Linked DNA regions of Homo sapiens: regions 1 and 2 are each linked to region 3. Evidence: chromatin loops called from intact Hi-C (ENCODE). Cell type or tissue: dorsolateral prefrontal cortex. All regions are shown on one strand.

Region 1 (5,000 bases), 46 kb before region 3:
TGAAAGTTGAAATTTAAAAATAAATAAAGTTTCATCAAAAATATATATGATATAATACAGTTTTGAAAAATGATCAGAGGTACACATGAAATAATTTAGCTTCTATTGCATCATTACTTTCACTGCTATTTGTAGGATGATTTAAAATAAATTGAAAGTAAATATAAATAAAGGCCAAGTGCGGTGGCTCATGCCCGCAATTGCAGCACTTTGGGAGGCCAAGGTGAGCAGATCATTTGAGGTCAGGAGTTTGAGACCAGCCTGATCTACATGGTGAAACCCGTCCCTACTAAAAAAAAAAAAAAACATTAGCTGGGTATGGTGGCACGTGCCTGTTAGTCCCAGCTACTTGGGAGGCTGAGGCAGGAGAATCGCTTGAACCTGCAAGGTGGAGATTGCAGTCAGCCGAGATCGGGCCACTGCACTGCAGCCTGGGTGATAGAGCGAGATGCTCTCTCAATAAATATAATAAATAAATAAAACACAAAAAACTCCTTTTCATTAAACATGAAACATTATAGTTTTTAATTGGTTTTAAATTGCCACTAAATATATTCAAAAAATTTTTTTTATCTCCTAAAATAATAATCTTTAAGAGAGGGAATGTTCAGGAATGTTCAAGAGAGAAAAATACATTGTTAAGCAAAGCACAGTGGAACTCTATTTAGATAGGGAATACATTTCTGTAAAATACCAAGAAACTTAAAACTATGTAACTTAAGCCATAGGGTGTAGAAAAATGGGACATAGAGGTATGTAAGTAATATTTGAAAATATTATCTTGTAAAATAGATACTTAAATTAAAACTAGCCTACTTAAAAACATTATCCAATAACTACAGATGACACCAATGGCCAACTTGATCTACTTTCAAGTGTCTTCTTGAAATTAGATGAGAACCAACTCTTCTCTTCTCGGCAAGGTCTAGGAGGGAGAACGACCCACAGGCCCACCTGGACATTCCATGGCCTGGAGAGGGAGAGAGGTGATGTGTGAATCTGACAGTTTTGAGGGATACCAGGTGAGCATGTTAGGACCAAGATGGGGTAGGAGGAGCCCTTAGCAACTCACAGAGGTGGGAAAGTGGTCCAGAAAGCAACGTGGAAGAAGGCCACAGGCTCCACTGAGTTTGTGATTGTGCCAAAAAGTGCAACGTCAGCAAAAGTCACATCCTTTGTGACTCATGGCCACAAGCTACCAACGTCCAGGGTACGCCATGAAGAGCGCAATGAGAGTCTAACCACTGGTCTCGTGATAGGAAGCATGCAGAGAGCAATTCCTGAAACTCAGAATTTACCATAAAGCACCTTATTCTTCACTTAAAACATTATGAAGAGGAGTAAGTTAAAACTAAGCAAAACAAAAATTCCTTATCACAGTGTTAGCCAAAAGCTATGAGATTTCTACATTATTCTTAAATTATTTATAAACGGCATAAGAGAATTTGCCAGGTGCAGTGGCACACACCCTTAGTCCTAGCTACCTGACAGACTGAGGCAGGAGGATCACTTGAGCCCAGGAGTTCCAGGCTGCAGTGAGTACAACTATGCCTGTGAATAGTCACTGCACTCCAGCCTGGGCAACATAGTGAGACCCCATCTCTTAAAAAAAATAGTCTAGGTAATTTATACAGCATCTACTTCTTTCCTTGGTTGTTGTTTCTTCATTACACAGGACTTCTTAAATTCTCTTTGCCTTCTCTACATCAATGCATTTCCTAATCCTTTTGACAAAGTTGGTCTTATCGTACGAAATGTGTTTTCCTGGTGTACAGATTAAACAACTCCAAAACCTGCCTAAGCATCCACTCCTGATGAACATCCTTAGAAATTAGCTGCCTGGAGTATGCAGAGGTACAGATGTCTAATTAAAAACAGATGCACAGATTTCAAATATTCTCTTTATTGAGTTAAAAAACTGTCTGTAGTGTTACTTCCCTGAATTAAGATTCTGTTTGTTCTCAGGCTTCTGAGGAAATGAACACGTCCTCCAGTTGTGGTTGGAGAGAGGTGCATGAATCCTGGTCTTTGAAGTGCAGGGCCAATCTCTCCTACACTCATTCCCAGAGGAGGAAGAGGAGGAAGAGCAGTGAGGGCCACACCAGCCCACCGAGGAAGCCTGGTGGTCCCCGCTTAAGACTAAGTTTCCCTGCTCCTCCTCCCCAATGTCAAAAAAGGCAAAAACACAGAAATCCAGGCAGACACTTCTAACTACTGCCTTGTAATCGCTCTGACAAAAGTATATTTCCATTTGAATGCATAATAATGAAAGCAACACAGGCCCTGGGCTATTCAGAGGGTTGGACAGAGAGAGATACCAAAGGCCCATATGCAAGCTTTCTGGAGGAAACCCGAGGCTGGTGCTAACGGTTCTATTTTCAGAGCCCTGTAGCACAAGGCAGCAACAGCGCAGTGCTTGTCCTGCTGCAGCACTCCACAAGCATCTAGACACAAAAACCTCTGCGGCTGAGGTGGATTTTTCCATGAAGCTAGGAAGCTGAGAACCCAGAATGTGTGAGGCCCCTCAGGAGGAGCTGAGGCACAGTGGCCCCTCTCTCAGTCTGAAGGCTCCTTGGAAAATGAGTACTGCCTCGAATCTGTTACCCTCCTCCCAACCAGACCAGAAAAGGCACCCAGAAAAATCGCAGACATCACTAATGGATTCCTTGAAGAAAACAAATGATGTGCAAGGACAGCTGGACATCTGGAGAGGTGATCTGCAAGTAATTGACAGTCAGTAATCAAACTGGAAAACCACAGATTGTGAAAACACAAATATGGGCTGGCTGGGTGACCATGTTTCCGGGAGGCTCATACGGCTCAGTCTTTGCCTCAATTCTCCAACTAGAGTGGATTCACACCTAAATCAACACCTCCACTCACTCTCTCTTCCCCAGATCTCTGACTCAGGATAAGACACCAAGGAAAGGCTGGACACAGTGGCTCACGCCTGTAATCCCAGCACTTTGGGAGGGTGAGGCGGATCACCTGAGGTCAGGAGTTCAAGGCCAGCCCAGCCAACATGGTGAAACCCCGTCTCTACTAAAAATACAAAAATTAACCAGGCGTGGTGGTGTGTGCCTGTAGTCCCAGCTACTTGGGAAGCTGAGGCAGGAAAATTGCTTGTACCCGGGAGGCGGAGACTGCAGTGAGCTGAGATCGTGCCACTGCACTCCAGCCTGGGTGAGAGAGTGAGATTCTGTCTCAAAAGAAAAACAACAACGACAAAAAGACAGCAAGGAGAGCTCAGCTCTTGAGCTGTTTTTAATTTTCTTTGAAGGTCATGTTGGGACAATAACTTTCCTTTACCTCTAAGGAGCCCTGGTACCCGCCAGCCACCAAGGTCTCTCCCTTCCACTTTTAGGGGAGCTGTGGCCCTGAGACAGCTTCAGTGCTCATGGTTGGCCACCTCTCTGTCCATGAGTCCTGGCCTGCTTTCTTTGGAGCTAGTACCTGAAAAGGGAGTGCTGGTAGAAACAGGTGCCACATCCACACTGGCCACCTCTTACCCTAATGCTGCCCATCTGCTTTCCCTCTGATTCTGCTTTTGGTTCCTATTTCCCCTTCTTCCTCTTCTCCAGCTGTGCAAGTTAGCAAAAGCCCATGAGTCTCAGATTCAAAATTGAATTAGGACTAAGGGAAACACGTATTGGAGATGTGATCACAGCACATGTAGGGATCCCCTTGGCTGATGATGCTCCCAGGTCAACAGGTGCACTGTCACCGCTACATGGAAGGGAGCACAAAGAGCAGACCAAGAAGTCAACATGTCTGCAGGATGAGACGCTTTACTGCTTGGCTGTGGAAAAAAAAATTGAGATTTATCTGGCAATGTCTAAAAACATTGACATTTCTCCTTGTTCCAGAAGTTAGTTTTCATTTCTAAGTCTTGCCTCTTAAGACTCAGAGCCAACTAGAAATAATTAGAACTGACTCATTTATTTTGACAAGTCCTACTGAGGTTGTTAGGGCTAAACTCATATTGGTAAGCATGGGGCCACTGGAATCATATTAAAGATGAAGACTGGATCTCTCAGCAGGTGGGACACGGAAACTGAGGACACAGTACTCCTTTATTTTATTTTATTTTTGAGATGGAGTTTCACTCTTGTTGCCCAGGCTGGAGTGCAATGGCACAATCTCAGCTCACTGCAACCTCCACCTCCCGGGTTCAAGTGATTGCCCTGCCTTAGCCTTCTAAGTAGCTGGGATTACAGGCATGCGCCACCATGCCCAGCTAATTTTGTATTTTTAGTAGAGATGGGGTTTCACCATGTTTGTCAGGCTGGTTTCGAACTCCTGATCCTCAGGTGATCCACCCGCCTCAACCTCCCAAAGTGCTGGGATTACAGGCATGAGCCACCGCACCCGGCCAGGACACGGTACTTCTGATCACTTCCATCTGTACTGAGACTCAGGGAATGTCCTCAGCTTCCCTGCCACACCCGAGAAAGTCTAAGACCTCTGTCACTATAGAAGAGGTCTGCGATTGGTGGAGTAGCAGGATGGCAACACTGGACAACGACTGATCTATTGATCTTGCTGCCTGAGAACCTGCAAAATACATTCCCCAGAGGCTCAAGGGAATGGCAGTGGAATGAACAACAAACTTAGTCACCACCTGGACAATCCTCACCATGACTAGTGAGTTGGCAAAGGTAAATTTTCCAATTCGAGACTTCAAACACTGAACTACCCTCTCAGATGCTTCTTGTTTTCATTGAGCAAAGAAGACTCACTGGTGTAGAAAATAAACAGCTCCACCTAAAAATAAAATTCCACTAATGAAAGCAACTACTGTAATTCATTTTCAAGAAAGGTCATATCATCGAGTCCCGCCACCTCTGTGTCCAGTCTCAAGGAAAGCCTCCCCAGCAGCAGACGTGCCAAAGGCAGAGACATGCTCAGCCACTCAGCAAAATATGCCAATTGATTCTTCTTTCTTGGTTACTGGGTAGAATTCTGTCTAAAGATCTGGAATCCTTTTTCTGGGTGGAAAC
Region 2 (5,000 bases), 91 kb before region 3:
TGGGGGCTCTCTTCCATCTTTCTGTACCTTGGAATCCTTTTCAGCTTACATAACAGTACCCATCAGTTTAAAACAACCCTCACTGCACAGTAAGGGCAGCAACCACCCTCCCCTCATTTGCCATGGGGATCACACAGCAGTGATGGTTCCCCCTGACTCTGACATCCTTGGTCAAGGGCAGACCTGGTAATCTCTGCAGCGTTGGCCATTGATCAGTGCCTGCGGAAGCAATTGACAATCATATCTTTGAGCTAAGTTTTTTTTTAATTTTTCACAAAGAGCTCCAGAAGGCAAATAGTTTATCACTTCCCCACTCTGAAATAGCACGCAAGACAGATGATGCAGGGGAACGGGTGTCCACTCTTTCTTGTTCTCAGAGCTCCTGCAGCAGGCCTGAATGAACCGCAAGCGGGGCCCATGCAGCGTGTCCTCTGCAAAGTGCAGGTGTTCAGTCCACACACAGCAGCACCAGCACTGCTGATGTCACGGTTGTCTGTCCAGAAGATCCCACGTTAGATCCCAAGAGAAATCCAGACAGGGTTTAGCCTCCAGAGGCAGAGAGCGGGTGCCAGGCCCAGATGCAAAGGCCTCTATACTGACGCCCTCACATGACACTGCAAAGGTCAAATGTCAAAGGTCAAATGTCTTGGCTTAGGACTATAAGGGAGAGATAGGACAAATAATGAGGTCAAGGAACCTCTGGATTGCTGAAGAGATGACTTTAAAAAAAAAGTCACATCTGCGGCTCACAGTGTTCACCAGAAAAGAACACTGCTTGGGATTCTAGACCTGAGCAGGGAGAAACAAACCGGGCTAAAGGAGACAGAACTTTCTTCACAGTAGAACAGTCCTAGTCTAAAATGCTAGAATTTAAGTCCAAAGTCTTTTAAGAATGAGAGTTCTTAAATCTGTCAGACCAGCTGACAGGGGAACAGGAAAAAAAAAATTCTCTATTAAACAAAACACCACAAAAATCAACCCAAACTTCCTTCAACCCCAGCACCCCAGCCACCTCCCACCCCATTAAAAAAGTCATTAAAGTCATGCACACATGCACACACTCAAATATGAAAACAAAAACCAGATACCCAAGGAAATCTTAGGAATCACCTAAGGAATTTTCACTCGCTCCCCAGATGCTCTTTCTGTTTTTCTGGGGGTGGGTGGGAAAGGAAGTCACACTGACAGCTAAGTCTAAGCGGCACAATTTAGAGTTGGGTGAGTTCCCTTTCCTCCAGCGGCCTAGCTTGCTGGTCAGTGTAGAAGGGTACCCACAGTGAGTCGGGAAGGAAGGCCGAGGCTGGCGTCTGGTGGAAGGCAAGCTGCCTCTTGTCCTAAAGTGGGGACCCGCCCCTCACCTGGGGAGATGAGGCTGCCTTGACTACCTATTTGGTGATGAGACAGCTTGGTGATCACTTTCTCTAGACTCTGAGCCATGCTGTTCAACCTTAATGTGGCAATCAGTATCACATGGGCAGTGAACTGAAGAATTAGGTGTCTGGCTTAAAGTGTATCTTACACTCGTACACTAAGCTTGTGTATGTAGCACCACCCGCCTGTGGACTCTGCTCTGAAGGGCCCTCCCCATGAGTTTAAGTGTGAAGCTCAGGGTTTGGGGTGTGCACGGCCCCCCATATGGCTGCATGGTGCATGGACAGTGATGAGGAACGGTGCTGGTATGGGATGCCTGGGAGGGTTTTTCTGGAGACAAAAATTTACAGATTGAGGGCATGAGAACATAAACTTGAGGGAAACCACCATGATCTATACTAGGATGACAGATTGTGGAGTGGGAAGAAATCGTGTAGTCCAACTCTGCATTTTACATAAAATCAATCTGTGAAGAAAGCAGAAAGGACTCTTAGGGGATATCTTTTGAGAAAGGGTGTCCGCCTGGGATTCTAAGAGCTTCCCTGGTTGCTGGCCTAAATCAGGTGACCAGCCCTTTGTTTCTGACCAGGTTTCTCACCTGAGATAGAGAATCATTTGTTTCCAAATAGTTCAAATCCCCCCATCCACAGGCCTCCCCACAAGAGCCTGGCTGGGAAATTCAGGAGAATCAGATTGCCGAACCAATGTGTCCACACCCACCACTCCCCCGGGTGCCGTGGAAGTCTGCAACATCTGTTTCTCTGCCTTATCCTAAAGACAATATCTTCGCCCATTTTGTAAAATAAATAATTCAAAATATAATGAAAAAACTCTGGCAAGGATAGTTGCTGGCCTGAAAATGTGCTCTGTCTCTTAGCAGTGACTCACAGAACTCACACCTGCGGTGGGTTCCCAGGCTAAGGGGTGGAGCGGAGAGCGTGAAGCTCTGTAGCAGCGCGCAAACCCGGGACAGGGCAGGATGCACAGCCAGTCCTCACCCTTTATATATTACATTTATCTTTATAAATAGAGCATCCTGACTCGAGTGGCCATAATAAAAAAGCCAAACATTGAGTTTTTTCCCTCAAATACCTACACAAACTGTCAAATATCTACTAAATTATATCCACATGGCAAACTGGTCACCTCTATATGAGAACTCCAACTGCCATGATGGTCACAGGCCAAGTCTCAGTCGGACCCAAATACCCACCCCTACTGGATAACAGGGACTAAGATTTTTTTTTTTTAAAAAATCTACTTTTCAATAAGACTTGTGACAGAATCCTTTAAATAAAAAGCCAAATAAATATGATTTTAAGTGATTCCTGTCCCCCAAAAGTTGCACACACAAGTTTTCAATGTCATATAAAACGGACAAACTAGACCAATAAGTGTGGTCTAGTTGGCCTGGCTGCCTTGACTACATATTTGCTGATGTGACAGCTCGGTGATCACTTTCTCTTGAACAAGACTCTGAGCCATGTTGTTCAACCTTAATGTGGGAATCAGTATCACATGAGTAGTGAACTGAAGAATTAGGTGTCTGGATTACAGTTTATCTTAACAGTTTCCAAAAAACCTGTCTTTCAGCCGTCTTGGGAAATTTGGGTTGAATTTCCTTATTTCCTTCCATGGTCAAAAATATGTTAATTTCGATCTATCACACTAGATCACTTTGGTTAGATGACTGTGACCACTAAGAACAAAACAAAACAGAAAACTGGAGCAAACAGATGAATAGCCCTTTAGAAAAACCAGAGGATGTTGAACTGATGTGGGCCACACTCCCAGGGAGCCTTCATAGCTCATCCCTTGAAGGCACAGTGTCCAGGGAGGTTGGCGGTGGCAGGGCCTCTGTGTTCTTGGCATTGCTGTAGATGCGGCTTTGCTTCCGGGACTTCCAGGCATGTGTCCTATCCCAGTCGGTGGCCACTGTCTCATTGTCCCAGATGGTGGAGGTCTCCGTGTCACTCAGGTACCCCGGCTGGCCTGTGTAGTGCGTAGGGTAGATGAGCAAGGGTTCTGCAGAGAAGGCTTTCAGGTCCCTGGATTCATAATACTCCTTGTACTCGGCTCTGAAAACAAGAAGGTGGCCGGACACATGAGGGGGCGGAAAGGAGACTTACGGAACAGGGACAAAGAGTGAAGGAGGCCTCCTGGTTACCTCATGAGTTCATTTCATTATTTCAATTGTGTCATTTGTGAAAAACTTTAGCCTACAAACACAAATATTTCTTTAAAAGCTTTCCAAAGACAAGCTCCCAAGCAAAAAGATCAGGACATTTCTGACGTATTTGAATAGACTAGTTTAAAAGATGAATTTCAGGTCTGACTCCAAAAGTTAAAAAGTAAGCCCTGTTAGACCATAATGATAAATAAATACGATCACTTCACCAAAAATGCCCTGCTTTGGGATTAATAAATGAGACACCTCACATCTGGACAGCAGTGATGGGGCATGTGGCACGTGGAGGCTTAGAGGCACGCAGGCTTGGCTTTGTGCTCTAGCTCCCTGCTCACCACTCCGGTTCCAACAGGTGTAAAGGAGACGGATGACTTGGCCTCCCTCTCAGGGCTCCTGTGCAGAGTACATGAGGTGACATCTGAATGTAGTAATTTCCCTTTTGTTTAGGGGATAATGGTTTGACCTCCATGTTTCTGCTAGGACACAGAGATAAAGTCAGTCTCTGACATGTTATATACAAGAGGGCACACAACTCCATTTTTACTGAGGACAAGAGACAAAATGAACTGGTGGCAGCACAGGAAATCTCAACAGCTAAAATGAGACCATCTAGTGACGAGATCACCCAGCAACTGAGAGAAGGGGCCAAGGTTAGAACGAATGCTGCTCCATCAATGAATTTAGGAATCATTCATTAATGATTTAGGAGCTGCTGTTATGTGTAGCATTTGGACTAGGCTCTAAGGACACAGAGGCATAAGACTGTTACTGCCCCAAAGGGTTTATAGTTTATTGGGGAGATTGACAGGTAAATCATTAATTGCCACACCTTTTGATAAGCGCTAGGTCAGGGTAAGCTCCTGGGCTATGGGAGCCCCAAGCATCACACTGCCCTTCTTCCATGGACATCATGCTCAGGTATCAGGTCCACACTCCCTGAACCTCTTACACACCCCTGCGATTGCAGGAATCACAATATATCATGATGATTTGTTCATGAGTCTGGGTTCCTGACCAGATTGTGAGCTATGCAAAAATGGGTATCTCTGCTTAGCCAACAGTACCCAATGACCTGAGCCAAAGGAACTGGAAATTTTGAGGTGCTTAGGAAGATGGCCTTCACCTTGAGGTGTATGAGGTTATGGAAATAAGAAGAGCAAAGACAAGGAGGGGACCAAGCACATTACATTCAGTTCAACTACAAACTGGATATTACAAGAATCTCTGGGCAGGACACTCACCATCTCTGCCTCACCTTCCCATCTGTACAAAGGGATAAATCACCTGAGTTAGGCTCTCTTAATCATAATTATGAGAAGATCATTTAGGAAAGCAGTACAACTTTAGAAAATATCAAGTACTACCAGAAATGGAGAGCATAATTCATGAAGAGGCTGTGCCCAAGGGAAGGCAGGCAGTTCAGGGAGACTCACACGGGATG
Region 3 (5,000 bases):
CTGAGCCCCAGTGCAAGGAGCTTCATACAGTGGGTAAAACATTTGGGGCATTGTCTTTTAAAAAATCTTTTTAAAAAAATAGTCACTATTAGATGGAGATGGAACATATGTGCTTGACTTAATAATAATAACAAAAAAACACAAATGATGCATGCCTGGCTGGGTTTCTCCTATGTAATCCTGTACATTACTACTTCTCTTAATAAGAAAACCCCTTGGTCTTTTTGATGGCTTAAGCATCTGGAATCTGAAGTTTAGAATATTCCAGAGTATGCCAACTTTCCAAACTCTGAAAATCCCATGATCTGTACTTTAAGTGCATACATAGCCTTCTAGGAGCTCATCTTCTGCAGTTCCCAAACCAAGAAGAAGTGCATCCAAATCACTTATGTACATGCTTAACACACCAATTCCTAGGACCCCGCTGTGGACCATCTGATGAATGTGACTGAAATGGGCCCCAGAAATCCATGTATCTAACAAATGCTCCAGGTATTGTGATGCAACTGGCCTCTGAACCTGTATTTGGGAAACACTAGTTGAATCCAGCAGCCTTACACTAAAGGGTTGGCAGAACAATGGTAAGGACCATGTCCACTCATGGACAATGAACTAGACCAATGGGGACAAGTCACTTTTAGGCCACCTCAATTACTAATTTCAACATGATTACCTGGATTTATCCACATAGACAATCAGTGATGGTGGAATAAATAAAAGGATGTAACATTTTAAAAATCCATTGTTTTAGAAATCCATAGTTTGTCTTGCTAAATAAAAAGCTTACAATGGAAACCAACGTACCCAATAAATTTTATTAAAATCTAACAAGATTGAGGAAAGGCAGAGAAGAGGCTTGTACTTTTCTAAAATATTTTCGTATGCTGGCTGTTTCAAGCCTTACATGCCAATTCCACAAAATCCATTTGCAACACAAGAGATGGTCTGACTGTCTGAATACTCTCCCGCCCAACCTGTTTCTAGCACAAGGAAAGCAGTGGCGTGGAAGCTGCATATAAGCTTACTGTTCAATGGTGCAGTGATGACATGAAAAATCCTGATTCCACTTGGCAGCAACTTTCCACTATCTTGGCGGGTGTAAACCATAATCATTGTGGTGTGTGGTGCTGAGACAGGATTATGGGGCTGGCTGGCAACCAAGAAACTAAAAAACAGTCTATTAGTCCAGCAAGGGACTCCGTGTCGGGAATGCTATGGCCCCAAATGTCTACAACCACACTTTTCACAACTATCCCAAGAATTTAAGTTCTACTGTTAGTCTCTAGAAAATTCTACCTTTCCCAAGACTCTAAAATGCAGCAGTTTCTCACTTAATATGGCTTTCAGGGAGAACACCAATCAATGTACCTCCACAGACTCTCCTGTCTTAGAGTTATGTCTCTCTCTTGTGAGAATGAGATACTTGCCTTCACCACTGCCCTCCCCATCTCCAAAACATATACAATCACTCTCAGAAAGAAAAGGGACTGGAAAGAAACAGTCCTACTTCCCTCTTGGCAGCAATTGTATGCACTTTGGGCTTGGCAGTCCAAATGGGGAAAGCTCTATGTAAGGAACCTCCTCTCTGCAGCCTGATGTATCCCTCAATAGGTCTTGAAGTGATTCAACCTGGAAGGTAATGAACTATTCCAATAAAGCCAATGTGTGAATGAAATCAGGTACTCATGAAAATGCTTCAGCTCAGCAGCTTGTCCCAGACTCATCTTCTACCATACTCTTGGGGGTATACAGCCCAAGATCACTATTCTAAGATCATTATTTATGTTATTATTTGTGTTTCTGAAAGACATATCTTCTAAGATGTCTTCAAACATTAATCAGAAAACACTGGAGGGAAGGAGATTATTTTGCATTATGTTTGCAGAGGAACAAAATCTTATCAGTTAAACCAACAAGTCAGGGGACAGGCCTTAGCTTGCTGAATTTGACAAACAACTAAAATAATAATTGTTGCTTCAATTAAGTGAAACACGTTACAAAGTCAGCCCTAGCAAGATGTCATGGAGCTATTATTCAAAGTCTAACTCTGAAAGGATTTCTGTATGGTGCTCCTAGAGAGGAAAAGAAACGCCCTGCAGCCAAATCTGAGGTTTAATTCATGCAAGAGACTTGGCTAATGCCACCTACCACAAATGCTGCATTTTCACGGATCTGAACTACAGAAAGTTCCAGCAAATTAATTACAGCCACTCTATTTATATTCTACCTGACTTTTCAATTATTACCTATAATGAGATTTTTATTTTTATGAACATTAATGCACAGCTTTCCTACCAGAGGAGTAGAGAGCTAAGGGAAAAGTAATACAATCCTGATCCTTTTACCACTAGGTCACTCGCTGGCAGCTTGCCAAGCCTGCTGGTTCCCCAAAGTAGTTACTGCTTGGGTCCTAGGGTTCCTTCAGCAGCCTGAGGTGGGAGCAAAGCTCACCACCCAAATGTCAACATGGGTCAGGCAAGTCAAGTCAAAGAAAGACAGCGGGGACTAACTGCAAGTGCACACAGTGTGGGTCTGATGGGGACTGGGCTGCCTGGACAAAATCCAGGGGACAGCAGCTACTCAGCTCCAACAATAGTTGCTGTGTATGAATCCAGGCCTGGCAAGGTCAGGTGCTGGTTACATGGCATGTTTTGTCTGTGAAAAGTTACCAAGTTATACATTTATGATATATGAACTTTTGGATAAATATTACACCTCATCAAAAAGTTTTTTTTATTAGGGCCAGACCTTCTAGAGGCCAGAGAGACAAGGACAAGAGAGCAGGACGGGTGTTATCAGAGAGGCCTTCAGAGTACCTGCCTGGAACAGGTGTTATATGAAGCTGGCTTTTATTGTGCCACCCAGGGCATGGCTGTAGATAGGCTGGCAGTGTTTAAAGAACATGGGATAGAGAGATGGATTTTAAAATATCACACTTATCCAGAACTGGATATGTAAAACACTCATATTTGGGTTAAAATGAAAAGGATATATGTATATGTATAGAAAGTTTCTAGAAAAATATGAAAGAAAGTGTTAATATTGGTCACTGGCAGGTGGTATAGAGTAGATGGGAGATTTACTTTTTGTGATATTCCCAATCATACTTTTTTTATTACTTTCCCATTTAAAAAAGTCAGAAGAGCAAATTCTTAAAATAACTGAAGTACTATTAAAAATCCATAAAGACCCTAAGGGATTCAAATTTTTAAAAACTAACAATTTTTGATATGCTAACAACATATCAATTAAATGCAATTAAATGAACAAGTCACTCTTTTGAAATAAAAATGTCAAAACATAGAATACATACGTTTTGTAATTCCTGATGAATAATAGCTATAATTTAAACACATATGGTAAAAGTTCTTCATGATATGGTAACTGGGGAATAGGTGTAGTGGCCATACCATAGGCTAATGATTTTCTTTCAGACTTTACTGTATGTTGTTATGCTATGTCAAGAAATATGCAGAAACAAGCCTTATTATTGTCCTACTATAGTCCTATATAAGCCTTATAATGGTCCTACTATACTGTGCCATAGACTTGGAGACGGTGCCACACAGCAATATGACCCAAGTGCACGTTTAAGTGTTGGAAAAAGAACCAAGAGACAACCAGCAGCCTTCTCAGTTACAAGGCATTCATTGTTCATTCCTATGACCACCAGAAACAGACAAGCAAAAGGAACCTAAGAAGCACATGCTTATGTATTTGGAGTCACAAAGAAACTCCCTGGCCTAATCACTTGGATAAAGGAGCTAAAAACAGATCTGAGAAAACCAAACTCTGCTTAAAATACTCCCCATGCTCCTTTAAACCAAGAAGGATATTCATTATAAAATAATCAGCATTAAAACAGCTACACAGGATTAAAAATCTAGAAATCAGTTATCTCATTCCATAATCACCATGGGAATCTCTTAACTGCCCTGTGCTTTAGATGCCTCATCATGGAACTCAATATAATAAAACCAGGGCAACTTAGGCATTCTTACTAATTCTGTAGTTAAGCTGTCATAACTGGAACAACAGGATTGGTGTCATTTATTAGTCACTTCAGTTTTTACCCAGAGGAAATATTCTGAGCTCCAATCATATTTTGAAATTGGAGGTTGCAGGGAGGATTGATAATTTCTTCAATCATTTGGAATGAAGCTGAATTTAGGGGACAACCAAATCTAAGACTACTGATTAAAAAGCCTGAAAAATGGAATCTCTATTTTACCAATATGAACTGAAAATGTAGCCAATACGTGTATGATTAGTGCCACCTTAATCATTTGCCACTAATAATACTTGAGAAATTTCTTTCTACTGTTATGTAGCTATGATCACAGCAAGTGACCTGCATATTTATGTACAACCCACATTTTAGTCATAATCTGTCCCTATGAAATATACCAAAACAGATTAGAGTTCACTAAAAAGTGCCTGAACTAAGTGATGAAATTATCAAGACAGCGGAAGAGAACCACTAAGACCCTTGCATCATTCAAGTGGAAATGACAATTCTTATTTGAAAGAAACACTAGCGTTCTTATCTTCCCAAGTTGGGTCAACCGACAGAAGCAAAAACTAGAACTAATTGGTCTTTTCACAATCTTAAGCAGACCATCTGTACTCGGTCTGCAACATTAGCTGCCTGGGTCACATCCTGGCTCCACCATGCATTAGCCTAGTGACCTCAGGCAAGTTATTTATATTCTCTGTGCCTCGGTTTCCTTCTGTGTAAAGTGATAGAGTAGAATGTAATGGCATCTCCCACCTAGGGTTGTTGTCTGGAGTAAATCAGTTTTGATACCAAAGTGTCTAGAACAGTGCCTCCATGAATGTATCCTTCCTTCCTTCCTTCCTTCCTTCCTTCCTTCCTTCCTTCCTTCCTTAGTTCTTTATTTTTCCCTTCCCTTACCTTTTCCTTTTTCTTTTCTTTTGAGACAGGGTCTCGCTGTGTTGCCCAGGAAGAAGCACAGTGGCTCAATCTCGGCTTGCTGCAA

What was found. A loop is a pair of places that touch in the nucleus more often than their neighbours do. Peaks named below come from ENCODE experiments on the same cell type or tissue, not always from the same donor. Only the 100,000 strongest peaks of a DNase experiment are listed, where the experiment ranks them.
Region 1: a loop joins it to region 3, with 2.3 times the contacts of the local background. A loop is called at or near these places in 16 of 110 quality-filtered maps.
Region 2: a loop joins it to region 3, with 2.6 times the contacts of the local background. A loop is called at or near these places in 27 of 110 quality-filtered maps.

What each region holds. Positions count from the first base shown.
Region 1 is chr1:183,981,199-183,986,198 of GRCh38, forward strand. All of the region lies in intron 1 of COLGALT2 (collagen beta(1-O)galactosyltransferase 2), which reads right to left. Among named protein-coding and RNA genes, the nearest start is that of COLGALT2, 54 kb to the right of the region's middle. In dorsolateral prefrontal cortex, no CTCF peak of the experiment used is centred here; a DNase peak (open chromatin) is centred at 2,403; H3K4me3 peaks cover 1,166 bases; H3K27ac peaks cover 5,000 bases.
Region 2 is chr1:183,935,589-183,940,588 of GRCh38, forward strand. It overlaps COLGALT2 (collagen beta(1-O)galactosyltransferase 2), which reads right to left. Exons shown (of 12, transcript NM_015101.4): 11 at 4,993-5,000; 12 at 246-3,449. The coding sequence ends at 3,173. Among named protein-coding and RNA genes, the nearest start is that of COLGALT2, 100 kb to the right of the region's middle. In dorsolateral prefrontal cortex, no CTCF peak of the experiment used is centred here; no DNase peak of the experiment used is centred here; H3K27ac peaks cover 4,707 bases.
Region 3 is chr1:184,026,978-184,031,977 of GRCh38, forward strand. All of the region lies in intron 1 of COLGALT2 (collagen beta(1-O)galactosyltransferase 2), which reads right to left. Among named protein-coding and RNA genes, the nearest start is that of COLGALT2, 8.2 kb to the right of the region's middle. RefSeq lists a silencer at 4,438-4,732. In dorsolateral prefrontal cortex, no CTCF peak of the experiment used is centred here; a DNase peak (open chromatin) is centred at 2,584; H3K27ac peaks cover 5,000 bases.